Linked DNA regions of Mus musculus: region 2 is linked to region 1. The links are chromatin loops, found by intact Hi-C in ENCODE. Cell type or tissue: gastrocnemius. All regions are shown on one strand. Each heading gives the region's core, and the rest is flanking DNA. Links, peaks and the distances in the headings are about the cores only.

Region 1 (15,030 bases), core at 6,169-8,668:
TGTGTGTGTGTGTGTGTGTGTGTATAGAATAGAGTTTATTTAGGATATGGGGAAGTGAGTTAAGAGAGTAGTAGAGGCAGAGAGAAGGAGAGAGTAGAGAAGTAGAGGCCAGCCGTGACCACGTGGAGAGAGAGAGGGAAAGGGGAAAGGGAAGGAGTGGTGACTCATGCCTTTAATCCCAGCACTTGGGAGGCAGAGGCAGGCAGATTTCTGAGTTCGAGGCCAGCCTGGTCTACGAAGTGAGTTCCAGGACGGCCAGGGCTACACAGAGAAACCCTGTCTCAAAAAAACAAAACAAAACAAAACAAAAGAGTAAGAGAGACAAGAGGGTAAGAGAGAGAGAAGGGGCCAAGCAGCCCCTTTTATAGCTCCCACAATTCTTATCTATATAGAAGAGAAACACCCAAGCCAGCTACAAGGCCTTGAAAGGCTGTAACACAAGCTTCACTGGGCAAAGACAGAACAGGAGATGCCCACATTGTGGAACTTGAGGAATCCTCAAAATGACCCTTGGCCCAAAATAGTTCTACTCCACCCAATCTCGCCCTTAATTCCTGTCTTGAAATCATCCCATTAAGAGTCATTTCTATTATTCCTTTTCCAAATGTTCTCTCGTAAGTCCCGGGGGTGGCTCCAAATTCCCCTTTGGGGAAAAGAGGCAGATAGAATGAGCATCCGTTGAGCAGATGTGCTGAGCGCTCTGCCAGAGGGTTTTTATTCTTTATTTATTTGGGATTTTGTGTAATGGCTTATCAGTGGATTTTCTTCTGGGTGGTTGACCAAGGAAATGAGATCTGGCTGAGTGAAGGACTAGTTCTGGGCTTAGGATGGGAGGAATGGGCAAAGCAAATGTCAGCTGTACATCAGATAAATGGCACAGACATAAAGAAAATAAGGAGCCAGACAGGAGGTCAAAGAAAGCTGGATTGGTGAAGTGTCCTGCCTTGGGCAGCCCTGTGTCTTGAGCATGAATTCCAATAACACCACACCTGGCTTTTACACGTGTGCTAGGGACCTGAATTCATGTCCCCAGCCCCATATTTGAGTGCTTTCTATTGGAACCACTTCCACTACTGGTGGAATTCATTACTAACTCCACTATGAAGCTCGGCTGGCCATCGATAGTTTTCAGTATTCCCAGCAGGTGAAGCAGGCACAAAATCGTAGCTCTGCCAATCAAAGCTGAGGAGACGGCTGAGTGGTGAGAGCATTCACTGCACAGATGTGGGAATCTGAGCTTAAATACCCAAACCCACACTAAAAAGCCAGGCCTGGTCCCTCACACATCTGTATCCTCGGCACTGTTGATGCACATAGACGAGACCATCAGTGGAGCTTGCTGGGCTGAACCTAGCTCCAGAGTCAGTGAAAGAGCCTGTCAGAAGGTCAAAAAGGTAGAGAGCAATGGAACAGGCTGCTTGATGTCCTTCATGTCTCTAGTCTTCATGGCTGTGTGTGTACACACCACATACACACACACACACACACACACACCACTCATGCACAAAAAATTAAGGGAGAAAAAGAGTGGTATGGTATGAAGGAATCAGGCAAACTTAGACCTCATGCGGACAGCAGCAGAAATCCTAGGGCAGGGGGCTCCATGTGGCAAGAACAATAATGGCTTATCCAAACTTCCTACGGAAAACCTCACAGGACATTCAGCTTCTGCCAGTGTGCTGAGGCCTACTTCTCAGGTCTTCACGTTGATTCTATAGTTATTGGATACCCCCACGTACCAATAAATCATTCCCTTTGTTCTTAAGTGAATGTGAAATGATCTCTCGGAAGTCATTTGCAACCCAGAATTCTGATGGGCATGCTACCACTTATTGAAAAGCTACCGTATAACAAACATTAAGTGAAATACTGCTCTTAAAATAATAACTGTAAGGCAGGTATGACTTAACCTTGCTTTATAGGAGAGGAAAAAGAAGCCCAGTGAACTTTTAAATCATACCCAAGGTCAGTAAAGGTCAGACTACACTGTATCTGCTCCAGCTCTTTCAACAAGTCTACACTCTGGTTCCTCAAGCCAGACACATTTCTAGTTGCTAAGCAACAGAGTTGCCTGGATTCCTTTGGGGGCATATGCACATGCATGTGGAGGCCAGAGGTTAATCTCTGGTATCTCTCTCCATCACTATCTATTTTATGTTTTGATACAGGGGCTCTCACTGACCCTGGAGCTCACCACTGAGTGTGTGAGCTCTCCTAACTGTAGCACAGGTTTACCAGGGTTAAATATCCCTCAGCTCCTTTGAGCAAAACAACAAACAAACAAACATCAGAAGAACAGGTCTGGTGGTTTTCAGACTAATTGCCACCTAACCCATTGTTCTGTACATCTGCTGGCTTTATTATACATCATCTCTTAAGCATTTCCCTTTTTCCTGAGATATTTCTCTTTCTTAGATTATTTTTTAAAGGAAAATTTGTATCAAAATGATAATCTGAACGGTGGTGATTGGTTGACCGAATCCGATGTTAACAGTCTAAGCCTGGAAGTGGGAATTTAGCCAAAAGCTAAACCTCCCAGGCACTCACCTCCCGGGAGGTGGCAGTCTTCCTCCACCGTGTGTTTACCTTATGGCCACTGAAGGGAAAGAGGAAGCTTCAAAGAGGAAACCCTGTGTGTTGGTGTTGGAACAGGATCACCATAAGACTTCAAAATAATTCCAGAATCAAAGACATTAGGCTACCGGTATGCCATAGTCTATAAACCAACAACTGCCAAGCACTGGCCGAGAATCTTCCAGGTTTTCACACAGAAGAGGATGCAAACCTTTGCCAACAAGTCCCCCTGATTTCAGAGAGGTCCGAGTCTTGCTGAGGAGATGGCCATCTTTGCAAGAAATATAGAAGTATCAGCCAGCGTGCCAGCCTGGGTCTTTCGCGCACTGGACTCGACCAGCAAGAACGACACTGCAACAGGATCCTTCTGCACACGTTTATTGGGAGAGCTTGATTGCAGAGGCGAAAAGACTTCGAGCCCAGAACTGGTGCTGCTTTTATAGGCCTAGGAGAGGCATGTCTCATACCCGGATTGGTTATGCACTAAGCCTCATTTGCATGTTCCTCATCTGATTGGCTACTCTCTCTCAGTACCTCACAGAGCCTCATTATCATACCTCATTTGCATGTCTCACATCCGATTGGTTACTCTCTTAGTACCTTACAGAACCTCATTATCATGCATCATTTGCATGTCTCACATCTGATTGGTTATACTCTCAGTACCTTACAGAACCTCATTATCATGCCTGGGCCAGGCAGTGTCTTTGCAAAAAACTTTACTGCATATGTACACATTGGTTGTTTGTCCAATCTTATGCATGGTGGCCAGCAGTAGTCAGTGCCACTCAGCAACGGCACATGTGGCTTCCCACACCTGGGCAGGGATTTTCATCCACCCATGCTACTACCCCTCCATCCTCCTCCACCCAGCCTTACCCACGCGACTGGCTCCTTCACCCCTTTTGACTTTTTTCATTTAAAATTTTATATGTATATGAGTGTTTTGCTTGCACCGATGTTTGTGCACTGTGTGTATGAAATGCCCATGGAGGCCAGAAGAGGGCAATAGATTTCTCAGAACTGTTAGCTGCCGTGTAGGTGAAGATCTAAGTGTCTATCTTTCGGAAGAGCAGCCAGTGGCCTTAACTACTGAGCCCCCTCCCCAACTGCCACCTTCTTAAAGCCTCACCCCAAATCCTCGTTCTCGGGGCAGGGCAGGGGGGGGGGGGGAAGGCTGCGGGGGAGGGGCGGCGGCGGGGGGGGGGGGGCGGGGCTGTCTGGACTACTCTCCAGCACACCTCTCTCCATCCTGTGTTCTCGCTCCCCCTGCCCTGGTGCTTCCTTCCCATGACAATTATCATCTCCTGATGTCCCATGTCATTAATTTTTTATCTTCATTTTTTTAAATTGTATGCCGCCACCAGCATCTAAGCTCCACGAAGGCTCTGGTCCCTGTCTCTCCTGTCCAGTGATACACCCTGGTACCTAGGCTAATGTTTTCCACAGGAAACACCTTTTAAAACTTTAAAGTTACTTATTGGAGGTGATGTGTGTGGTTCATGCGTAGGTCAGAGGGCAACCTGGTGAAAGTCAGCTCTCGCCTTCCACCATTGGGCTCTGGGAAGAGAACTCAGGCCCGTCAGGGTGGGCGGTAAGTGCCTTTACTCGATGAGACACGTGCCAGTGAGCCTCTTCCTCCTCCCCACCACCACCCAGATAGGTCCTAAACAATTGGCTTATGAATGAAAGTGAAAAGAGAGTACCATGATGGGCTGAAGTCCCTTGAAGGGTGGTAAGGATTTCATCAGATGCAGGAGATGAGAGTGGCCTCTGAGGCACGGAGGCCTGGGGGAAACAGAAGTAAGAGACATGGGCATAATAATTTCCAGAATGGTAGACAAGAAGCACTATGGCCATTACGATCAGGCCTGCAGATGGAAAAATTCTTTCCGCAGTTCCTTTGCTTGTGTCTGTCTGTCTGTCTATCTAAATGATGCCCTTCTCAATAATAATAATAATAATAATAATAATAATAATAATAATAATAATGGTGGTGGTGATGATGTGATAATGATGATGGTGATAATGCAAATGCTTTCATTGAAGAGTATCAGAAAAATTAGAAAAAAACTTACAAATCATGTGTCTGGTTCAGAAAAAGTGCTTAAAAACAGAATCTCTCCTTCCATGCCTATCATATCTGTGGGTGCTTGTCAGACAGGTTAGTTGAAGTGTTTACCAAATGAATCCTAAGTCACTTGACTTGAGTCTCTCTTTGCAAGTGTTCTGTATTGAGTCTTCTACAAAGGATTAAGGAGGTGGCTGTGAAGAGTGAGGCCTTCGGGGCTTCTAAAGATGGGTGTGTTTACACTGTGACTCCGAGCCGCTGGTGGAATTCTGCAGACACTGGCCATGGCCCGCACAGTGACCCTGGTGCCGACACCATCAGCCCATCACTTCTGGTAATAAAGTAGGAGACTTCTGCTTTTATAAGATTAAGCTGCTATTTGAAGCTCTTGAGCCTGATAAGTGATTAATGCCAACATCATAGCCAGGGTTTCAGCTTCCAAGCACGGCCATTTTTTTTTTTTTTTTTTTTTTTTTTTTTTTGTGGAATTTGAAGCAACACAATTACACTGTTGGTCGGCTCAATCAATTGAAAGAGCCAATCTGACTACCCCCTCAGCAAAGCGGAGATAAGAGGAGCTGGGGAACTGAAGTGTGTCTCTCATGCCATTTCCTGCCAGCTTAAGAAGGATTGCCTCTTCACAGTCTTTGTCCTGGCAGAATTAAAGCTCTCCAAGTGGAAAAGGCACTTGAGGGTAAATACCTTGAAAATGTGTGTGATTTTCCCCATTCACTATGCTTCATCTGATGTTCCAGTGAAGTGGTTCTCCCTAGCCACCGAGACACTGCAAGGAAAAATGAAGTTAAATTGATCAAAACATTAGGGTCACATAAGTAAATAAATGGATGTTGAGACTGGAAGATCATTGTTATGCACAGGATTAATGGAACTAGAGATAATGTAGAAAAATGGAAGTCTCAGAAAAACTATAGGAGGCTGGAAGAGACGGCTCAGTGATTGAGAGTACTTGCTGCTCCTGCAAAGCATCCCATTTCCAGCACCAGCATGGCAGACAACGACTGTCTGTAACTCTAGTTCCAGAGGATCTGACATTCTGATCTCTGTGGACATGCCATGCGCTTGGTACCCATACATGGATGCATGCAAAATGCTCATACAAATGATGGTGGCGGTGATGATGGTGATGGTGATCATTTCTAAAGGAGAAAAGTTATTATGTTCTTGACATGACAGGGTTTAAAGAGGAACAAAGGAGCATGTTTGAAAGGTAACTAGATGTAACTGGATGTAACTGGATGTAACTAGATTAAATGGAGGCAATGTCAGAGCTATAACTACTGTAGAAACACCACTATTCTTGGGGCTATTAAGTGGGTTTTCTAATGTAGAACTTCTGAATGACCGGTCTTAATGAAAGTGGGGGTTTGGATTGCAGGTGACTGCCACGATGCCCAGACCTTTATGTGGGTGTTAAGACCCAAATTCAGTTCCTCATGCTTGCTCAGCAAGGACTTCACCAAGTGTTCCATTTCACCCAGTCCCTTTGATGTCTATGTCTCTGAAGGAATTTCCTTAGAATGTCTAACTAAATATATTCCTATTTAATTATTTTCTGTAAGTGCACTAGCCAATTATTTATTTTTTAATTTTTAAAGGTGTACTCATCATACTTTATATGAGTAGATGTCTTCCCTGCATGTGTATATATGTGCACCGTGCCTGTTAGACTCCCTGCAACTGGAGTTATGAATGGTTGTAAGCCACCCTATGGGTGCTGGGACTTAAACAAGAGCAATAAGTACTCTGAGCCTCTGAAATATCTCTCCAGCCCTGCCAATTCATTTTTTAGCTTATCTTTTTGCTTCGTTTTGTAGGTTGGTTGGTTTATTTATTTATTTAGAGATGGAGGCTTACTATGTAGCCATAGCTGGTCTGTTTACTACATAGAACAGGCTGGCCTCAGATCTGAGTAGTCTACTTGCCTCTGTCTTTCAAATGCTGGGATCACAGGTGTGAGCCAGCATGCCTTTTTTTTTTTTTTTTTTTTTTTTTTTTTTTTTTTTGTCCTTTGAGTTTGTCTTTTAAGAAGGCAATTATAACCTGCCCGGAAACAATGAAGTTCTAACCCACAGTAGTAAGTAACAGAGTAGCATGTAGTAGCCACGGTGTGTACAGTACTACACAGAATGTTGGGAAGAATTTGCAATTTTGTTGCTCTTTTTACTCTTTGGAGAGTAATTTAAAATATACTTCAAAGAGACAAACTAGCATAATGGTCCCCCTGCACCTCTTGTCCAGTGTCAACAATGACTACATTGTGGCCAGTATTTCTTCAACTTGTCACTTTTGGGTGAAATTCCAGTCATCAAACCCTTCGTCCATAAGTAGTTCAGGATACAACTACAAAGAGGAGAGTTTTGAACCAGACATTAAAAAAATGAATTTAATAAGGCATTGTGTAAATTTTAAGATTTGTTTTATAATAACATTACAATGTTCTTCAAATATACCAAGCAGTGTCTTCACAAGCCACAGAGGTGAGAGTGCCATCCAGTACTTAATGGCTGAAGAAAGCTTGGGATGTAAGAGAATCTTCTCCATTTGTGTTCTTTTAAAGAAGTGGAAAATACACAGAAACAGAAACATGAATACTTGCAGTGTGTAGCTGACTGCCATGAAAGGTGGAGAAAACCCTGTGAGGGACATCGGTAAGATGATCCACAGTAACCCCATGAAAATTTCCTAGGCTCTGTAATGCATCAAAATTCCAAAAAGAAAGTCACTTCAAGAGCCTGTGAAAGAAGACTGCCAGAAACGTCAAGGGCTCACAAACGCCCAGCGTCCTTTTTGTTTATATGGTTGTGATATAATATAACCAGCAGAGGGCAGCAGTGCAGCAGTAACAGCAGCATCTGTGTAACCCTGGCTCCGCCCAGTATCAATCCCGCCTTCATTCCTGACAGCTCACACCGGTCATCAGGCCTTTCTCCTCTGACCACTCCAAAGGTGAGTTTGGAAGCACAGAGGAGTAAAGGTGTCTCAAGGATACTGTTTCTCAAAGGATGTCTCATCCCACCCTCCAGTGGATTGTGGTTGAAAACTCAGTTAAAATGATAGGTTTTGCTGTCTCAGAAATGTTGATTACATGTTAAAATAATAACATTGTATTTAATTGGTTAAAAAAAAATCAATCTCTCTCTTGCACACATGCACACACACACACACACACATCTTGCTGTGTAGCCTTCTCATAATCCTCCTGCCTAAGCCTCCCAAACGCTGTGTAGTGATTACATGTGTGAAAACACACCCAAGACCCCGTTCCTTTTTTACTTTTTAAAAAAACACATGACTGTTAGAATATAATTTATATATGTTGCCTTTATCTGTCTGCACGTCAGTGGCTATCAATTTATCTGTATTGGACATCTCTGCTCTGAAAACTACGGATGAGGTAGGCTGACTTCTTGACAGGCTTCAAATTGGCAGTTCAGGAGACTAGGCCTAAATCTTTGTTACTACGAACTGGGCAAGTCTGGGCAAGTCCAGGCCCTGCCCCCTGGCCTGAGGCAAGGACAAAGGGTCAGCCGCAGTTTCCAGACTTCCTCAGCAACAGTTTCCAGTCCCCCACCCCCACCCCAGCAATGGGTTCTGGAATGTCTCTAGAGATAGAGCCAACGATTAAGATAGAGGTCACCTACCCCTCCCCAGAATTCCCCTAATATGCTTTAAGTCTGGACTGGAAGCTTACTGGGGCACCTCCATCATGGTAGATGGTAGACCCCAGCATGCAGATGTCTGCAGAATAAAACACTCTCTGCTTTTGCATACTATTTGAGTCTGGGGTATGATTCTTTGGTGAGTCATGGACCCTTACATGGGTAGGGCTTGATACTCAAGCGTGGCCACAGTCGTTAGTTCACAGACTTACATCACAGGAAGGAGGGGGGAGGAGAAGGAAGAGGAGGAGGAGGAGGGAGAGGAGAAGGAGGAGGAGGAGAAAGAGATGAAGACTTTAGATGCTCAAGTGGACACAGAGATAAGACATTGCACTGTTTTACTCCAAGTACATTAGAATAGATCAAATAAAAAGGAATTTAGAGCCAATCAAAATAAAGAAGCAGCTTCGGAATGACTCAGAGTCCTCAAGGAAGCCATGCTTGTGCTTGGCTCTACCCCTGCATGCTTCAGGTCTAACTAGCTAACATATATTGTTTTGCACACAAAAAAATTGGGGGGTGGGGGTGGGCGTGGAATCTCTATTAGCTGCAACAAAAAGACTTCTGACTAGTACACCTTGGCATTGATGGAGTGGCAAACAAATAGTTAAAAACAGAGGGAGCGAGGCTGGGAAACAAATAGTTAAAAACAGGAAGCGAGGCTGGGAAACAAATAGTTAAAAACAGAGGGAGCGAGGCTAGGAAAGAAATAGTTAAAAACAGAGGAAGCGAGGCTGGGAAAGAAATAGTTAAAAACAGAGGAAGCGAGGCTGGGAAACAAATAGTTAAAAACAGAGGCAGCAAGGCTGGGAAAAGGCTTAGCTGGTAAAGGGCTTGCCCGGCAGGCGTGGGGACCTCAGTTTCAATCTCCAGCATCCTTGTAAATAAACCTCACTACCGCAGCACACACCGTAATCCCAGCATAGGGAGGTAGAGGGAGCTCCCTGTCCCGCCAAAATAAGCAAAACAAACGAGTTGTAGGTTCAGCGAGAGATTCCCGTCCCTTCCTGAAGAAGACATTTGACACCAACCTCTGGCTTCCCTATACACCCCCCCACACACATGCGCCTGCATACACACATGCATAAATAAGGAAATTACTGTTCAAATGGATGAAAGCTAAGTGGCAAGGATACATTAACATGCTATTTGGTGATAAATAGATCAGCTAAGGTTTGCTCAAAGAAAGAAGCGGGCATCCTGTGGTTGTTTGATTGTCTTGGGTAGCCCTGGAATGTTCGCTCTGCCTGTTTCTCTGGCTTGGGATCAACAAGAAAGAGTATTTCCTTATCTCTTTCCCTCAAGAGGATTGCTTTTCAGAGTTTCTCTTATCTTAAAAGGATGAATTCTTGAAGTACCTAAATCAGAGTGTTGAGTGTTTGAACTATATTAACATCTATGAAATCGGAGAAGAGACTGTGCGACCATTCGACCATTCGACCACGCAAGGTAAAGGTCAGTGCTTGAGGCACTAGGGAGTAAATAAGAGAAAACTGAGCATGTTCTCAGCTTCCTGGCTCGGGATCCTTAGACTTAGGAAAGACTAGAAGAGTCGACACAGTGGGGGCAGGTGTCTGGGTTGAGGCTCACAAGCCGTTTGTGTATTCTCTTAGTGGATGAGGGTACTCCCAAAGCGTCTCTTGTCACTTCTTTGTCCTACCCACAATATGACTTCATGAAACCCTCGGGCTCTGGAGCTCACCAGGCAAGAGTCTCCACCTCATCTGCTGTGGATGCACTTCCTGATCTCCCAGAATGCTCAGCCACTGCTCCACTCAAAGCAGCTCCTCCCACAACAGTGGCGTGTTTGGATGCAGGGCCACGAAGCCAGTCTCCTTTGTAGCGAAGCACCCGAAGCGCATTGCTTTGTGGGTATCTGTGTGCGGGAGAATAAGCACGCCACACGGGCAGAGCTCTTTTTCCTCCTCCGTGTACCCATTGCATTCATCTTCCTCCTCCGTTTTCTATTGATAGCCAGTTCTTCTCAAGTTTCTTCAAGCTCAGTGATGGGAATAGTTACCCTTGTCCCTGGTGTACCTTAACCACTGCCCTTATTTCCCACAACTCTTCTCCAAGCCAGCCAGTCCTATGTGTTTTGCCTCCTTGAAACCTGCCCTCTTTCTCAGATGACCACTGGTTTCATACATAAAGCCCTGTCCCCTGAGCTACCTACTGTCTTTTGTTTCCTAATTCTGCCTTCTGAGTGTCAGTCCGCTTTAGTGGGCTTGTCTAATCCTTGTTATGCTGGTTGGGCGGGTTTTTTTTTTGTTGTTGTTTTTTTGTTTTTTGTTTTTTGTTTTTTGTTTTTCTGTCAACTTGACTCAAGGGTCCTATGGGAAGAGGGAACTTGGACTGAGAAAATGTATCCATCAGATTGGCCTGTAGGCAAGTCTGTGGGCATTTTCTTGGTAGGTGATTGATGTGGAAAGATCCAGCCCACTATGGGCAGTGCCATCTCTGGGTAGGTGGTCCTGGGGTGTATAAGAGAGAAGGCTGAGAAGTCACAAGAAGCAAGCCAGTGTGTGGCTTCCTTCACAGTCTTTGCTGCTTGAGTTCTTGCCTCCAGGTTCCTGCCTTGAGTTCTTGCCCTGATTTTCCTGTGGACTGTGACCTGGGAGTTGTAAGATAAGTCCTTTTCTTCCCTCTAGTTGCTCTTTGTCATGCTGTTTATTAAAGCAATAGAATGCAAACTAGAACACTAGTCCTCTGCCCGAGTCAATGAACTTAGTTATAAAGAGAGATTCTAGCTCACTAACAATCACAAAAATGGATGAGATATCGTTCATGTACCATATAAGATTATCAAAGATCCAAAAGACACAGAACCATGGAAAACATGTTACTCTGTTCTCACTCAATATTGGCATAATCAAACTGCTCTGGCTTTTTTTTTTTCTTAAAGATTTATTTATTTATATGAGTACACTGTAGCTGTTTTCAGACACATCAGAAGAGGGCATTTATTGGATCCCATTAGAGATGGTTGTGAGCCACCATGTGGTTTCTGGGATTTGAACTCAGGACCTCTGAAAGAGCATCAGTGAGCCATCTTTCCAGCCCCTGTTCTGACCTCTTTAACGAACAGATTGACATCAGCGTCTTCACCACCATGTAAATTACCCAGCAACTAGATGTTTCCTCATCTATACTAGCAAGATACTTTCTCTGCTGTGAAAAATTATAAAGATACAATGTCTCACTGAAGTTGCAAAGGCAGACTAAGTGTCTTCAAGTTATGACAAAATACATTATGCAAACATTATATCTATCATGTTGAAAAATGGAAAATAAGTCAAGGCACAGAACATCACGCATGCAAACAGTTCACTGGCATGTCACTATATCAGCCAGTAAATACACAAACATTTATAAAGGTTATTTACAAAAACATTCTTTTAAAATGTCATTTAGAAAAAAAATTTTTGACACAATGATGTAAAAAAATATTAGAATAGTCATAAACATGAAAAACAGTTCTTAGGTATGCGGGGCTAAGTCATTGAAATCAAATAGGACCAAAATAACCAAAGCTTTGAGATTACTATGAAGGAAAAATACCGTAAGCATCATCAAGAGGCAAATGAAAACCAGGAAAAATATTTACTAGTATATGTGAGAGAGGCTTGCTGTTACTATTCAAAGGGCACTTAGAAAAGAGTTAAAGAGAAACAAGCCCGAGTTGGTGGGTGGGCAGTAAAGTAGACAGTTCACATAGGACAAACTATGTAAATTATACTTAAATATAATATTAAACACGTTAAGATATTAATAAACAAGTATTAATGTATTATATAATAATTATAGTATACAAAAAAATATATATAATTTTATAAAATTATATATGTGTGGGTATATATATATATATATGTATATATATATAGTCAGAAATACACAAACCCCCTACCAAGCCCCACAAAATATACCACAGATTCAAGTGGGTGCATTGAGACTTATTTAACCCCCAGAACCAGCCTGTTGCTTTTTGTGATATATGTGTTACTTATATAAGTACTATTTCTCTATCTTACAGACAAGAGAGTTGTAGTCTGCTGAGTCCTTCATGGCCTTGGTGGGGCAGAATAACAAGGTTTCTGTCTCTGGGACAGGAAGAGCTGGCGTGGGCCTCCACAAGTGTTGATGGCTGCTGTGAGCATAAGGCCTATTTGTATAATACTGTACATATTTTCATGTTCCTCGGAGGAACGTTCTTCCTGTTAATGTTTATAACTCCATGCTATCAGAAACAGCATGAGTACAGGAGATAAAGGAGTGCTTAATGTCTCAGCAAAATAGTAAACGCTGAATCCTTCAGGACAGCCCTTAAGGCTATGGAAAAGAACTCTAAAAACATGAGTTTGAAAATATATAATTTTTCAGCTATGCAAAAAAAAAAAATAAGGACGCAGTATGAATTACATGCGGGACTTCACTAATCTAAAGAAACAGAGGCGGCTACCCAATGAACAAGCTTGTCAGAAAGATACAAAGGCAGGTAGACTCCTGAGTTCAAGGTTAGCCTGGAACACAGGCATCCAGGCCCAGGTGTGGTAGAAACAGTCATTTCAGGACAGGGTCCCACCCAGCTAGTTTAGCATCTTTGCTTAGCAAAGGCAGACAGATCTTCAGATACTTTTAAATGTTAAAAGAAAATGTGTGCTTGCAGTCTCCCAAGAATTAAGGGGCTGGGATCACTGGTGGATTGCTGATTCCTAGGGTATTCAAAAGGAAACCTGGAATAATAACTGAATTGGTATGTAAAGAAAAAGCCAGAGTTTTGGTCTGCATGAGATGAGCTAGCAGAAAGTGAGAGCAGTTCTTTAGAATTTTCTCTAGCGAGAGCGGAGCTATCTGAAGATCTCTGGAGGGCAAAAACAACTCTTCAAGAATTTTTTTCTAACAGGATTTCTGATTTTAGTCAGAAAATCCATTGAGAGTGAACACGGCTCTTTTAGAATTTTTCTAACAGGTCAGAAATACCAAGAATCACTTACAGAGTGGATACAGCTTTTTTAGAAAGTTTTCTAGCAGCTCTCCAGAGAAGGTAGTCTGAATTTTTTTCTGGCTTTCTGATTTTGATTGGAAAATCCAAGAGTTACTTTTAGAATTTTTCTAACAGACCCTGGTTAGAAGAGCCAATATATATGTATATTTTTATATAGAAGCTTTTCTGGTTTTGGCCAGAAAACCCATGAGCTATCCAGATAAATTTTAGAATTTTTACTAGTAGAGAGAGCTGTCTCAACCAGAGAGTTCTTAGAATAGCAAGAAAAATCTGTCTTGAGCAGAACACACACACACACACACACACACACACACACACACACACAGAGAGAGAGAGAGAGAGAGAGAGAGAGAGATTTGACTACACCCCGTCTCTCAGTCCCTCAGCAGTAACCCCTCTCCAAGCAGAGGCTGGTCCTTGGCAGAAGTCCAAGCAGTCGCCTTGCTTGGCTGTCACCTGTCACAGTAAGAGATGGAGCAGGAGAAGCAGGCACTGCTGTTTCAGAGCACCTGTCAGTGTGTCTGAATACAGACCAGCAGCAGCACTTTCAGTGTTGCCCAAGCTACATGCTCACCCCATCCACTCTGATCCCCAAGGCAGCAGTGCCTTTCCTCCTTCCCCAACACTCTCCTCTGTCTTTCTGTTCATTCCCACATGCAAACATACACATATATACAGATGCATATACATATACACACATATACACATACACACATATACACACATACATACACATATACACACATACACAGACATATACATATACACACATGCACACACATACACATAGACACATACATTCAAACATTATGTTGGCAAACAGATGAGGAGGTCTTGCTTCATTCTTATTTGGGTTTCAGGCCAAATGTTATCTCTTATGGAGGCCTTCTTTGATGCTTCTAGGGGTGTCCCTATTTTATCTATGTATGTGTGGTTTCTTTTGTTTGTTTTTGTTTTTGTTTTGCTTTACTTTTGAGACAGGGTCTTTCTGTGTAATCCTGTTGGCTTGGGATTCTGTGTATAGACTGAGCTGGCTTCACACTCACAGAGGTGCACCCACTTCGGCCTCCTGAGCCTGTGATTACAGGCATGTGCTGTGTTTTATCATTCCTGTCTTCCAAGCCATTGGTCTTCTCCTATAATTATCTCGCTGATTTGTTTGTATTCTTTTACTTCATCGAGTTAGAAAGCTTCCGCCGATTCTCAGAAAGCTGGGATCTTGTTTGCTCTACCCCCAGAGCACAGAACAGTGCACGGAATAGAATACTTGATAAATACTTTCTGAGTAATGGGGCTGACTAAGTGGCTCAGAAGGCAAAGGCTCCTGTGGTGCAAGCTCGTGCCCAGAGTTCAGGCCCTGGGAACCACATAAAGGTACTAGGAGAAAACTGGCTTCACAAAATTGTTCTCTGATCAGACACACATCATGTCCCCATATATGACACCATGTTCATATACACACAATAAAAATAGATTCTCTCTCTCTGTCATCAAAGATTCATTCTTTAATCACTTTTATCACTCCTCCCTTTCATCCCCCCTCCCATATTCCTTCTCTTTGGTTTTAAAAAAACAAACCACGAATTCAATGAGATGAATTTGAAACTGCTCCAACTGGAAGAGCTGCAGCTTCTCTAGAAAGAGAACACAGAAGCCAGAAAAGGTCAGAGATTATAAGTTATATAAGACAGATCATAACATAT
Region 2 (15,030 bases), core at 5,722-8,221, 120 kb after region 1:
AATTTTACTTACCGTTTTCCCACAGATTTTAATAGACAACTCACATTTGTCACAGAAATTAACTGGCATATCATTTTTAAACTAGAGTTTAAAATGCCGGCTGGAAGTAGTCTTCATGATCATTGAGTCCATCTCTAGTACTTTACAAATGACAACATACTGTGGGTACAGCAGCCACCATATAAGCCACGTGCCAGAGCCAAGAACAGACCTATAACCGAGTCTCTTATTCAATGCTCTTAGCAACTCCACTAACCACCTCTAATATAAAACCTCACCAATTATCACCATGTTGTTTACGGAACAGAATTTAGGAGTAAGACAGATCTTCTAGAACTTGAATGTATGTTAACAGCCAGATTTCTATTCTGGAATTAAAAAACCAATTACTCAGTATTTATGGTAAACAAAACATCACTTAAAAAAAAAACAAAACACACCCATAAATATTCTAAAGTATGGGCCAACAATCTGTTACTATAAAAGGCCACAGTACAAAACTTAGGCTTTCTTGGTCATATAAATCTAGTTAATTCTGCCACGCTAGTAGGAAAATAGCCACAAGGCAATACTCTTAACTGAACAGCAACTTTATCTATTTTAAAGGAACCAAACTTGGCCTGTAGACCAGCTTGCTGACTTCTAACAGATGGCAAGACAGGAAGCGGTTTTTATATTCATGAAACTAGGAAAGGCCTTTTAAAGAATATATTAAAAACAGGAGAGAGCAAGCTCTAGTTTAACTGGCTTCCTAGAATGTCCAAGTTCTTTACAGTAATATTTTATATACAAAGTTCAAAAGATAAATGAACTACACAGACATTTAACAAAGCCAATATTATAAAGAATTCAAAATTAAGAGAAAGGCAGCAATCAAAACAGAGCCTGGAACTGAGGCAAGAACTGGCGAGCACTATGAAAAGGCATCCAACCACACTTAGGCTCCTGCCTGTGACCACAGCACTGACAAGGCCGAGGCAGCAAGACTTTTGACCTTCAAGAGCAGAATGGCTATCCAAGTTCTGCCTCAAAAAAAGTTAAATTAATAGTGCAAAATACTGAGTATGTGAGTAGAAACTATACCACACCCTTTCTGAAGAATTTAGCAAGATCTGATATATTCTGAAATGTACAAATCAAGTCTTTAAAAACAGTCATTTGTTGTGTACATGATATGGAGGGAGGGGTCTGCACATATGGAGAGTGGTGGGTGGAGGTCAGTTCTCTCCTTCCTTTTAAATGGTTCTAGGATGAAACTTGGGTCACCAGGCTTAGGGCAATTACCCTCACCCATTTCAAGAATTTGGCCATCTTCTCAAGTCAAATTTTTAATATTCACATTACAACACAATTACGGCAAAACAAGTATCTACAAGAAAGTAAAATAAATTGTAGGATATCTACAGACTAAACATCTAGGACTACTCATTTGTTTGAGACAGGGTCTGTCCTCAAACATTAATCCTCTTGTCTCAGCTTCCTAAGTGCTGGGATTTCAGCCATGTGCCACCTCACCTGGGTAAAACTATATTTTATTTTTGGTTTTTCTAGACAAGATTTTTCTGTGTAGCCCTGTCTGTCCTGGAACTTGCCCTGTAGACCAGACTGGCCTTGAACTCAGAGATCTACCTGCCTCTGTCTCTGGAGTGTTGGGATTAAAAGCATTCACTACTACCACCCAGCTTACTTGAAAGATTTTTTTTTAAGGGGCACTAGCATCAGTTTTATAGAGGACCGTGAAAACAAATTTTACTTTTAATGTAATGCTCTGTGCAATACCAGGGGAAGGGCGCTTAAAAAGGGATAGAACTAAACTAATTCTAAAATAGGTTTAATAAAATCAGATGGATTACTTGATACACTCAGATAAACAAGAGAACTCTTTTTAAAATTTTACTTGTATTTATGTGCATTGGTGTTTTGCCTGCATGTATGACTACGTGAGGGTGCTGGAGTTACACACAGTTGTGAACTGCCATATGGGTGCTGGGAACTGAAGCTGGGTCCTCTGGAGGAGCATTCAGTGCTCTGAATCCCTGAGCCATCTCCAACCTGACAACTCAGTTTACACTCATTTCAGTTTACACCAGTTACCTTCATCACCTTGCGGGGCCTTTGCGGGCATCCTGCTGACAGTCCTTTGAGTCCGAGGTGCCGGCTTAACTTTGCTGGCTTGTTTGGAGATGAGCTTTATAGGGATTCTTCTGCGAACATCAAGACCACCCAAGGATCCAGAACTATTAGTGCCTTGTAACTCATTGTCTATATGAATGTAAGAAAAGAAATTGTAATTATGTTTACTTTTCTTTTTGAAAATTGTTCTACAACAAGTATAAAGATAAAATCAACAACATCAAACAATAAACTGAAGATCTTGGCTCTGATTTTAAATACTAGACTGGTAAGTGTAACTGCTAATAGTCTTTATTTGGGGTAAACCTTTAAAGAAATGCTTTCGGTTAAGCTTTAATTAATTAATTAATTAATTATTTATTTTGTCAGGGAACCCTTTCAGAAGCTGATAAAAATTATAGAACATTTATCTTTCTAAAAAATGAGCAATAAAAATTACCATACAATTCTATAGTAGTTTACAAAAAGATAACCCTCTTTAAAAGTCTAAAAACCTCTTACAGATTGTAAAGATTTTTAAAAATAAAGGAGAAAAAAAAATTGTCTTAACATATGTGCCTAATTATCAAACAGGTGAAGTAGCCATGCAGTAAACTTAGTAAATTTACATAACAAATTGAAAATGCAACCCTAAATCTGAAATATATTTGAAAATGAAGTTTTAATTTATTATGTTTAGGGGGGACTGCTGTGGAGCCACAGTGAATATGTGGAGGTCAGAAAACAATCTGTGGGAATCGTTTCTCCCCTCCAACCACCTGAGCCCCAGATGTTGACTTCAGGGCCTCAGCAGGTAGCAGTGTCACCCGTTACGCCACCTTACTGGCTTATGTGTTGGCTTTAAAGAGGTAATTATTCCCTTAAGCATAACATTTTTTTAAAAAATTATTCAACGGAAACAAAAATATATCATTTAATAGAACACATGCATTATTTGTACTATAACATTTCTAGAGACACAGGCAACAGGTATCTTTAGTTAACAGTCAACACTGCAATGGAAAACTATTAGTTAGACCTGGGTCTTAAAAAACAAGACACTTTCTAGTCCTTAAAAATCTTACCATCAATGAAAAAAAGGAATTCTTGTTCATGAATAAGGGGCACATTATTTCACAGGACTGAATCACATAGAAGTACATAAAAATATGTAACACAAAGTATTAAACTTTACCTTAGGATAAAAAGGGAAACACGTAAGGGTAAAAAATGCAAATATAATCTTAAAATTGTAGTGTCTGCAACACAAATTACGGAACAGAGCTCCTGCAAGAGTTACAATCGAAGCTGAGAGCCAAACTGTCCACGTTAAATCCGGCAAAACACAAATGTGAACGTAGTCTGCTAGTACTAATAATGTCCACTTCTATAGGCAATACCAACCAATTAAACTCATACCCTCTTGCCCTTTCTATCATCAAAATAAAATGAAATTTAAAATGGGTTTTAATGATTAAACATGTTTACTTTCTACTCTTATAACAGCTAACTCCTCTCAAAATCTTTCATGGAAAGATTAGATGAATAGCTACAATCTTGAATTATAATAAACCAACTTGATCAATCTTCAATACTGCACTAAAATGGAGTGTCTTTCATGTATTTCAGCAGTCTCTGCTGCATTCGCTCATCTATATATAAGTACCTACATAGATCTCAGATAACCTTTTCCCCTTGCACAAAAAGTCTTCCCACCTTTCCAAAGAACTGAACTAGCCAACATGTTGCCCTTCAGATATCACAAGAGTTATTAGTGTGTCAGTCTGTGATTGACAACACACTACCTGCACAGCCTTCCAACCAGCTCACATAACCCAGTTTCCCATTATTTAAACAGTAGCCTGGCTCTTTCACGAGCCTCTTTCTAAAGCTACTGTTTGCCTCACAGATTTCAAGGGACAAAATTCTGAAGTTTGTTTGTGTGGGGCCACCCATACACAGAAACAAAACACAAAGCATGTAATAAATATCTGGATGTTACATAAGGGATAAAAAGAATAATTGGGCCATTTAAAGTAAATATACCTTTAAAAATATATTATTTTATTATATAGTTTTAAAAACAACACACTTAATATTTTATCTTGAATAAAAGGAGCCAAGGAACTTAAGCCAGGTATGTAGCTCAGTGGTAAAACCTGTCTAAGGTCCTGGGTTCAGGTCCCCAGGATCTATCTCCCCCAAAAGAATGAAGCAGTATTTTAAAAATGTGGGTTCCTTTTACCTAAGCACTAACCATCTCTTACAATGACTAAAGAATGAATCAAGTGTTTGCAGGGTCTTTATTGGCCTGGGTGCCCGTGAGGTAAGAGCATGGGACAGAGCTGGCCTGAAAGGAGCTGCAAGGGTGCCATCACCTTTCTGCTGCTTCTCTCCACCCCCGAGGGCCCTGAGCTCACCGCTGACACTGCTGCAATCTAGAGAAACACTAAAGAAAGCAATACGTGTTTGCCATTTAAAAAAATTCTAAATTTTTTTTTTCTGGCAGAATTCTACTTCAATACTCCCATTTACAAGACCTCTTGATCCTTTGACATTAAAAATCATTATTTTGAGAAGTCTACTCAGTCAGAAAATTGTCAATTAACTAGCTAACTACCATTTCTTGGTTTGCCAAAGGCTCTATGATTCAAATTTGTATTTATTTTGTGAAAGTTTGAGTCTTTGGCTTAATTTCATATTTTTCTTCTCAAAATGTGCAGCAATTAAAACTGAAGCACGCCGGGCGTAGTGGCGCACGCCTTTAATCCCAGCACTTGGGAGGCAGAGGCAGGCAAATTTCTGAGTTCAAGGCCAGCCTGGTCTACAAAGTCAGTTCCAGGACAGCCAGGGCTACGCAGAGAAACCCTGTCTCAAAAAACCAAAAAAAAAAAAAACAAAAAAACTGAAGCACTAGGAGACTTTGTCATAACTGATTTAAAATCTAGAAAAGCTAACATTAAACAGAAAGGAGAGCTGTCTGGAAACACTTTTTTGTTGTTTTTTGTTTTTCGAGACAGGGTTTCTCTGTATAGCCCTGGCTGTCCTGGAACTCACTTTGTAGACCAGGCTGGCCTTGAACTCAGAAATTTGCCTGCCTCTGCCTCCCAAGTGCTGGGATTAAAGGCGTGCGCCACCACCACCGGGCCCTGAAACTCATTTTTTAACCTTAGCTAGGTCAGTAGTGATTATTTTCATGTTAGAATAATTTTTATTTCCCCAGGCAATCTTTGGCTAATAACTTAGAAACTAGGGTAATACTTTTACCCATGCAGTATCAAGACACTCTACTGGGAAACTCAGGTTTTTTTCATTTCTCTCACATACTTCCACAAACCAACCTATTAGCAGCTGCTGGATTCTCCACCAAAATATTTGTGGCAACTGCCTACTCTATGTCCTGCTCCCACTCCCCCTGCCTACTCTCTCTGTCCTGCTCCCATTCTCCCTACGGCGTTGCTGGGGACCCGTGCTAGCTGGTTAAGTTGCTCTACCACTGAGCTTCGATTCAACTAAACTGAGCCTCCCTCTGTGGCACTGCAACCACCCATAGATGATTTATACTTACTTCTGTTGTTCCTCTCCTACACCATTCTCCATAGAAGAGTCAAAATTGTTGCTTCATAGCCACTTAAACCCTTTATCATGATTTTCAAAGTCCTGAAAAAGGTAATTTGTGTTCTCCTTCTCAACTTAAAGCTAACTAGTCTACCGACATTTGGTCCTCTCTATACCTTCCTACCATTCCAAAAACACCTTTCCCTGGCACTCTGAAACTTCCTACTCCATGGGCATTCATTTCTCTCTCTTTTCTTTTCTTTTCTTTTTTTTTTTTTTTTGGTTTTTCGAGACAGGGTTTCTCTGTGTAGTCCTGGCTGTCCTGGAACTCACTCTGTAGACCAGGCTTGCCTCAAACTTAGAAATTCGCCTGCCTCTGCCTCCCAAGTGCTGAGATCAAAGGCGTGCGCCACCACTGCCCGGCAAGCACCTGTTTCTAAAAGTTCTCACCACAAATTGTAAACAGCTGTTAAAGAAGAAACCAATCTGCTTGTCTCCTTTGACAGAATGAAAACTCGAAGACAAGAACGTAGTCTTATTGTTTACCATTCCACCATTCTATCTCCAAGCCTACAAGTATCTGCATGCAATTATATAACTTAGTGTTTGAAGACTGGGCGCACTCAGTCAATTCCTAAAGAAAAAGCCTTTCCTCCTGCTTGGCGATAAAACTGTCTGAAGCACTCAAAGCCAAGTGCTAAAACTAAAACCAAGAAAACGAAGCCAGCAGAAATGAGGTTTGAAGCTACTCGTAATATGCGATGTCCCCAAAAGATGCGAAAGGACCACGGCCGAAGGACCGGGCATGCTTTGAGTTCCGGTAGAAAAGATGCTCCGCTTATAACTTCGAAAACTATATCCGACTCTCTTCTCTAACCACTAGTCCGCGAAAAGCCAACAAGACAATAACCACAGGCGGTGACCACTGCAGCAGCCGCCCGAAGCCGAGAGGCAGCAGGAAGTCTCCAACCCACTCTCGCCCAGAGTCCGGACGCTTCTCCAATTCCGAGAGTGGAAAACGCCCGCCTATTTCCCCAGCAAAAGTGCAAAGCAACCGGAATGAGAACAAAAACAAAAACAAAACTGGGACCCTCCCTTTCCAACAAGTCTGCGCGGAGGAGGGTCCCGAAACGAGCTCAGCGGCACCAAAGGAGCCGTGCTGCCGGTCTCCAGGATGGAGGCACCGCTCCGGAGGGTAGGCCGGGAAGCAGCAGACTCAGCCCGGGACCGGGTCTGAGCTTGCTTCCTCTCCGCCACGTCCCGGCGCAGTGGGGCGAGCATAGCCCCTTGTGCCTGCTGGGCGACCAGTCCCACACGAGCCACGGGGGCAAGAAACTAGGACCCCCGCTGCCTCCGCCTCCTTACCAGTGTGATCCATGATTCGGCTCGCGGGGCACAGTGGGAACGGAAGTCAGTCGCTCCGGAGTCGCAGTAAGCGCCTGCGCCCTACCTTCCGGAGCGCAGAGGCGGAAGTGCGCCCGAACTGCTCTCACGGGCTTCCCTCCCTAGCCGTAGCACCCGACTCCGGCGAAGGAGTCAGACATAGCCAGGACTGAGGCGGGAAGAGGGGGAACACGAGGGTTTTGGTGTCGAGGCTGCTAGTTCTCCCCAGAGGCAGCCCTCAGCTGTAGGAATGATACTTCTCGCAGTGAGAAAGCAATAGGAACCAAAGGGAAGCGCGGCAGGCAGGTAAGCCGCCGCCCGCCCCCCTGCGGCGCGAGGCCTTCTGGGATTTGTAGTCCGCCCAGAGCGCAGTCTCAGCCGTTGGGCTGGTCCCACCCCAGCGGGCGGAGTAACGGTTTGGAATGCCCCCCGGATCCGCCGCCGGGTGTAGAGAAGTGTAAACACGCACGCTCCGTGGGTGCCCGAGGGAAGCTGTGTTAGGCGTCCGGGAGGGAGGCAAGGTCCTCATTGTCTAATTGTGCTTTGTCCTGAGGAACCCCAACGCCCACTCGACACGCGCGTTTGCCCTGGCTCCCACCGTAGTTTCTCAACTGAATCGCGTGTTACAATGCTAACTAGCCCATGGCTCTAGAGAACACCACCAGGCTCCTGGAATCCCTGCTAAAGCTGGAGGGAGCACCAGGAGGTCCCCGTTCAACGAAAATACAAAGCAGTTGTGTGCAAAGGGGGTGAAGGAGGGAAGATAGGGACCGATGGAGTCGGAGGGAGAGCGTTAGAGCTTGACTAGAAGGAAGAGATGAGAAAGGGCAGGCCCCGACTGAAGAAAAGAGAGTTACCACAACAGGCGGTACCTAGTTCCAGTTCTTGGTCCCTGGGGTCTGTGGTTGCCGCTTTCATCTTGCTCAGCCAAAACAAAGAAGAGTGTCAACGGCGACTGCTGAAGACCTTCAGAGCACCCCCCACCTCGATTTGGCTCATAATAGGTCTTCTGCCTTCCCCAGCCCTTCACACTTGAAGCTCTCGTATGAGTAGAAAGGAACACAATTAGTGGAAAACATCAGCCTAGGAGTCAAGGGATTTGGGCTCTATGCTTGTCCCTTGGTGACGACATCGTTACCTTGGGTTGTTCACGCTTTCAGTGCCAGAGTTCCTAGATCAATAAAACATTATTATGTTGGCCTTTCTTAAAAATATTTTCACAGTACTCAATTCTGAATCAAGTATGTGTAGCAATGTGTTGTGTGCGTTGCACAGTAACAACGGTGACTAACACTGCAGTGATCCTAGTGTAAGTATACCATGTTATTTAGTGATTGTCTTAATTGTGGTCTTTTCCAAGACTCCCACTCATTGCGGCTTTACAAACAAGGTTGTAGGTACACTCAAATAAGGACATTTCTAAGTCGATATCCTTTTGGTTTTGTTGTTGTTAAAAATGTAAGTTTCTGTACTACGGGGTGTTTTTCATAATTTTTCAGTTGCTGGAATTAGTCGGGTGGGGTTGGGTACTGGTATGTCTCTCAATCTAGGGCTGATGCGCTGGGCTATTTAACCACTGTCTGCTACAGAAGGAACTGGGACAAATGGCTAAGTGTGGTGCGTACTTGCTGGCCTCCAGGAGGCTTCCTCAGTATCACAATATCATAAGTACCAGTGGCTCCTCTCAGCCCCGTGGACCCTACACTTCAGCTCATGGGCTTCCCTCCCCCCCCCCCCCAGGCTTTGCTTTTCTGTATAACCCTGGCATTTGTCTTTCCCTCGTCTCTTTCCCTCCCTCCTTCCCTTCTTCCCCTCCCCTCTCTCATTCTCATTTTCCTCTCTTGTCCCTATTTCCTCTCGTGGCTGGGTCCAAACCTCTGGCCATGTTTGGTCTACTACTTCCTCTTCCTGCTCAGGGCTCACGCAGATGCCTCTGGCTGTGCTCCCCCTCATAGCTACAATGAAAACCTTACCCTCAGCCATACCCTGGAGAGGTCGTGCTTCACTTTATACATCTGGTGCTGAAAGCCTCTGGTTATACAACACCTTAGATTGCCTAAGAGCTGGCTTTTACCCAGGAAGTACTTGATAGCCACCACCCCCATCAAACTGGAGATTGATTAAAAAAATAGGTTAATGATAGTAATACTAATGACTATTAATACTAGAGAACTGGGATTTAAAAGAACTTTCAAATTGTTTTACAAACTTTTACAGTTTTCTCAGTATTTTGTGGTATATTGTTAGAAAATTTTCCTGGGGTGCCCTAAAGGCTGAGACAGGAGGATTGCAAGTTCAAAGGCAGCCTGAATTACATAGACTGTCTCGGCAAATAAAAAAGGAAACTTGCTGAAGGCTCAGTTTAGTAAACAGTGGGGCATGTCCTTGATGTGGCCCAGCACTCAGATGCCCGGCTTCTGCATCTGTGCTTTCTCCCCCCATTTATCATAGTTGCCATGTTCTATCAGTGCAGGAGTAGTATGACAAGATAGTCTCTTAAGTTCCTAAGTTGGATTATACACAGGCCTGTATGTTCTTGTTTTCAATTTTTATTGGCTGTAAAGCTAATGAGTTTTCTTGTAACATTTCCCTTTCTGTAAAATGTACACTGACCATACTCACCCCTTCTATTATGCATTTCCAATCTCCCCTCCAGCTCCCTAGTAGTTTCTCTTACTACCATGTCCCCTATATCCCACAGATGAGAGGAACTATGGGATGCTTATCTTTGTGATACCAGTTTTCATTTTAATATGATTTCTAGTGTTATCCATTTTCCTATAAGTTCCATAACTTTGTTCTTATGATAGAATAGTATTCCATGTGTGAATGTAACGTGCTTTTTTAAATCATCCATCTGTTATTGGACACCTTGGTTGTGTTGGCTAGTGAATATTGCCACAATCAAATGGATATGCAAATATCTGTATAGTAAATTAACTCATTTGCCTAGGCATATTCCCAGAAGTGGTATGACAGGGTCATGTGGGAATTCTGTTTTTAAAGGAACCTCCACACTGTTTTACATTCCAAGCAGTGGTATAAGTTTCCCACCCCAAACCTCGCCAACATGTGTTGCTTCTTGATTGCTTTGATACACATTCTTACTGGGGAAATTTTTGTTTTCCTAATGGCTAGAGATGTTGAACATGTTCCATGTGATTTTTTAAAATATGTTTTGAACATTTCATGTATTTATGTGTACAAGTGTATACTGCTTGTGTGTGTTTATGCACCACATGCATGCAGTGCTCGTGGAAGCCAGAAGAAGGCATCAGGTCTTTTGAGACTGGTTGTCTCAACAGATGGCTGTGAGCCACTGTATTAGCCAGGGCTCTCCAGAGTCACAGAACTTATGGGTAGTCTCTTTTTTAGGGGAATTTGTTGAAGACTTACAGTCTGCAGTCCAACAACCAACAATGGTCAGCAGCAGCTGTGAATGGAAGTCCAAGGATCTAGCAGTTGTTTAGTCCCACAAGGCAAGCAGGCAAAGAAGAAAGAGCGAATCTTCCTTCTTCCAATGTCCTTATGTAGGTTGCCAGCAGAAGGTGTGGCTCAGATCTTCTGAGATTCATAGCCACTATGCCTCAAGATCTCCATGCCAAGATCCAGAAATTTGTATCTCCCAGCTTCCAGATAGGATCACAAGTGAACCTTCCAATTCTGGATTGTAGTTCACTCCAGATATAGTCAAGTTGACAACCAGGAATATCCACTACAACTAGTCACATTAAATATTGTACTAAGGCTGAAAAAATGGCTCAGTAGTTATGAGCACTGGCTGCTCTTCCAGAGGTCCTGAGTTCAATTCCTAGCAACCACAAGGTGGCTCACAACCATCTGTAATGGGATCTAGTGCCCTCTTCTGGACTGCAGGCATACATGCAGGCAGAATGCTTTATACATAATAAATAAATGACCTTTTTAAAAATTGCACTATTTTATTGTATGAATTTGAATAAAATGGTAATAGAAAATGTTCATGTAATTTTTATTTAAATGTGTTCTTACACAACTTATACACATATGCAAATAATTGCAGACCACTCTCATCCTCAGCCTCTCACATCTTTCTACCATCCCTGTCCATCCCGTTGCTCTCCACAAATCTCTAACATTCATGTCCATACATCTTATTTTGTTGCCCATTGGTTTTAACAAGGGCTATGCCTGTGAACATGGATTTGGCACTGTGGGTTGGAGACTGGTGGACTCAGAGGTAGGCACACAACTGAAAGCAGTAATCCCTCCTTTCCCAGACTCTGTCTCTACCCAGTAGTTCAGTAGTAAAGAGTAGGGCCACATGAGCCCTTCCATTTTATAACTGTAGACAGGGGTAGTCTTGAAGTAACACTATAGTTGAGGGTTAATGATTGTAGTGGTTGTATCAACGAGAGTATAGAATTTCACAGACCTTCATCCTGTCTTCCAGCATACCCCTTCTGCAAGGTTGCCTGAGCCTTAGAGTGGGTGATATAAATATCTTGCTTAGGGCTGAGACCACAGCTGTGACTTATTCTCGGTATTTTGGGAAGCCATGAGTCTCTTGCACTTGGTGCCGTTCATTGTGAGGAGAGGGTTCTCTGAATAAGGCTTCAAGTAGGTATGAACATATTCAGAAGGTAGTTTAATGCTATGTCAGTTTCCTTAAATGACAACAATAAGTCCCTCCTCTGGGCCTGTGACTCCACAGACCTGTGTCATTAAGTGGGGTTTATCGTGCCAGGCATGGGTCATTCCCTTCTGTGGAACAGGCCTCAAATATAACCAGAGAGCCCAACAGCAGTCATGCCACTATTGCACAGGCAGGTAAGGCTCGACAGGATGTCTTAGTTCATACATTTCCCAGTAGTGCCTTCAAAAGCTAGCCAACAGGGATGAGGTTTCCAATTCAGTTCCATATTGCTTTTTTTTGTACCTGGCAACCAAGGTGTGTGGTGTCTTCTGCAATCTGATCTTGTGAGCAACCAAGAGGACTAACAAGAGCCTGTATTGTAACTCCCTTCAGTGTGTGTGTGTGTGTGTGTGCGTGTGTTTAATTTGGGTTATATGATTGTGGTCTTCTATATAGCTTCTTATATTTTTGGTTGTGAGCCTAGCCTTTAATGGCTGAGCCATCTCTCCAGCTCCTATATTGCTTCTTTATATTCCCTTTGTCCCAGGTAATTCTCCCCACATATCTGCAATCTGCCCCTCACCTCCCCCACTGCTTAGACCTTTCCACCGATAGTATCCCCCTCTTTACTATGCCTTTAGGCTCCTCCCTTAAAGTGCCTCCCTCCAGGTGTCCCTCACAGCCAGAAGCCACTCAGCCCATAGTTTGAAGGATCAAGAATGATAAAGCACCTGAAACATGGAACCAAAGACAATAAAGCTGCCGTAAAGAATTTTTCTCATAGCCTTTCTCCCCAGACCATCCAGTTTCCCACTGATCTCCAGCTGAGTCATCTGTTTTAGTTGTCAGCAGACACAAGAGCTCGGCAGGGGAAGTCAGGCGCCTTGTATTGCTAGAGTAGAAGTGGGGCAGAGACTGCTGCGTTTATAGTGCACCTGCTGCTATAGGAACGGTGCTGCTTATCTACCCATGAAAGTGTAGGGGGCGGTAAGTACCTGTGCCCTTAATCGTGATCATCTCAGTCTATTTGGTGTTATCACAAAATATGATAAGATTGGGTGAATTATAAACTTAAAGTTTCTTTCTCAAAGTTCTAAAGGATGAAAATCCCAAGGTTTAGTGTCTGGCTAGAGCTGATTTTTTGGTTCGTAAGTGGAGTCTGACAATTATCTTTACTCTTGTAAGAGGAAAGGTATCTTTCTGGTGTCTCTGTAATTTTATCGTAACCCAAGTATCTCCCCTTATCCCCACCTCCTAATACTGATATAACGCCAATTAGGTTTTGACATATGAATTTGGGGGAGACAGAAGCATTCAAACCACAGCAAATGTTATTCCTGAATAAAATGAATTGAGGCGACTGGTAGCATGTTTTGTTTTGGAGATAGGATCTTGCACAGGCAGGCTATCCCCCATCAGATCTGCTTTGTGGCCAAGGTTGACTTTGACCATGTGCCTCCACCTCTGAGGTGCTGAGACTATATGCATGCAGTACCACACACACCCACTGCACTGGGATTCTAGAATAGCATCCTTGTTTTATTCTGTACAATTTTGAGTGTTATGGGTTTATATTTTAGTTCGATTTGGGGGGTGTATTAGGGTTCTCTAGAGTCACAGAACTTATGGGCAGTCTCTATATAGTAAAGGAATTTATTGATGACTTAGTCTGCAGTCCAACTCCCAACAATGGTCAGTAGCAGCTGTGAATAGAAGTCCAAGGATCTAGCAGTTGCTCAGTCCCTCACGGCAAGCAGGCGAAGGAGGGAGGGAGGCATGGAGGGAGGGAGGAAGAGAGAGGGAGAGAGAGGAGGTGTAGCCAAGATTAAAGGTGTGTGCCACCACACCTTTAATCCCAGATGACTTTGAACTCAGGGATCTCCCAGTCTTAATCTTCTGGAATCCATAGCCACTATGCCTCAAGATCTCCATACCAAGATCCAGATCAGAAACTTCTATCTCCCAGCCTCCAGATTAGGGTCACAGGTGAGCCTTCCAATTCTGGATTGTAGTTCATTCCAGAGATAGTCAAGTTGACAACCAGAAATAGCCACTACAGGGGGGGTGGGTTTTTTTTTTTTTTTTTTTTTGAGACAGGGTTCTCTGTGTAGCCCTGGCTGTCCTGGAAACTCACTGTGTAGACCAGGCTGACCTCAAACTCAAGAGATCTGCATGCACCATGGTGCCCAGCATTCAAGTTGAACTTTTCATTCATATATTTGAATAAGATGAACTCATCACATGGACTTAATTGAGGGGAGTTTAAAAGAAATGTAAATTTTAAGCAGAGCTCTAGAATTAAGAACATATGTAGTGTAACTCTGTCTAATGGATTCTGCTCAGGTGGCTGCAAATTAACATTGAGACTAAGTGGTCATGCCTGGTGCTTTACAGCATCCTTCCCTCCGTGCCATTGGTCATACTTCTCTGTGAATCCCTAAATGATCATCTAGCTGCACTGCTATTATCATACCTTGTTTTTTTTTTTAAATCTGGTTTTATAGAAGAAAAAGGATTGGGAAACTTTTCTAGGTTAATGAAACTCAAGAGATTTAGAACTAAATGCAGTACTTGAAGCTTTAGTCTCTGGATGCCATAGGAGATGGGCATGAAAACATTGGAGACATTTTAAACACATATATGCTAGAAAATATCAGAAATGCATTATTTTCTCTCTCCTCTCTGTTTTTTGTTTGTTTGTTTTTGTTTTTGTTTTCCCGAGACAGGGTTTCTCTGTGTAGCCCTGGCTGTCTGTCCTGGAACTCACCCTGTAGACCAGGCTGGCCTCGAACTCAGAAATCCGCCTGCCTCTGCCTCCCAAATGCTGGGATTAAAGGCGTGCACCACCACTGCCCGGCAAATGCCGCCTTCTTCTTCTTCTTCTTCTTCTTCTTCTTCTTCTTCTTCTTCTTCTTCTTCTTCTTCTTCTTCTTCTTCTTCTTTTCTTCTTCTTCTTCATTTTTTAAGATTTATTTATTTGCTTTATGTATGTGAGTACACTGTAGCTGTCTAAGGACACACCAGAAGAGGGCATCGGATCCATTACAGATAGTTGTGAGCCACCACGTGGTTGCTGGGAATTGAACTCAGGACCTCTGGAAGAGCAGCCAGTGCTCTTAACCGCTGAGCCATCACTCCAGCCTGCATTCTTTTCTTAAGCAGTAATGGTGCATGAGTTGTTAGAGATGCATACTGATGAAGTCAGGATAGAATATAATGACACAGCAGCCACCTACAGCATCAGCAAGGTATAGGTAAGGCAGTCATAGCTGTGTGTTTATGGTGGCTGTACTGATGTGTAATCTTCATGTTAAAGACTGAACTTTTATGGCTTTCCCAAATCTGAATGTTGATATCTTCAC

What was found. A loop is a pair of places that touch in the nucleus more often than their neighbours do. Peaks named below come from ENCODE experiments on the same cell type or tissue, not always from the same donor. Only the 100,000 strongest peaks of a DNase experiment are listed, where the experiment ranks them.
Region 2: it touches region 1 in a loop (2.6-fold over the local background); 24 of 42 quality-filtered maps call a loop at or near these places.

The regions. Positions count from the first base shown.
Region 1 is chr12:31,367,278-31,382,307 of GRCm38, forward strand. No RefSeq gene overlaps it. Among named protein-coding and RNA genes, the nearest start is that of Dld, 23 kb to the left of the region's middle. In gastrocnemius, for the core only: a CTCF peak has its summit at 7,488 (motif pointing right); a DNase peak (open chromatin) is centred at 7,528.
Region 2 is chr12:31,492,488-31,507,517 of GRCm38, forward strand. Cbll1 (Casitas B-lineage lymphoma-like 1) reads right to left here and starts at 7,129. Exons shown (of 6, transcript NM_001253847.1): 1 at 7,036-7,129; 2 at 2,095-2,262. The coding sequence starts at 7,048. Gm40362 (a long non-coding RNA gene) reads left to right here and starts at 7,133. Exons shown (of 2, transcript XR_872643.3): 1 at 7,133-7,359. In gastrocnemius, for the core only: no CTCF peak of the experiment used is centred there; DNase peaks (open chromatin) are centred at 7,128 and 7,406; H3K4me3 peaks cover 2,500 bases; H3K27ac peaks cover 2,051 bases.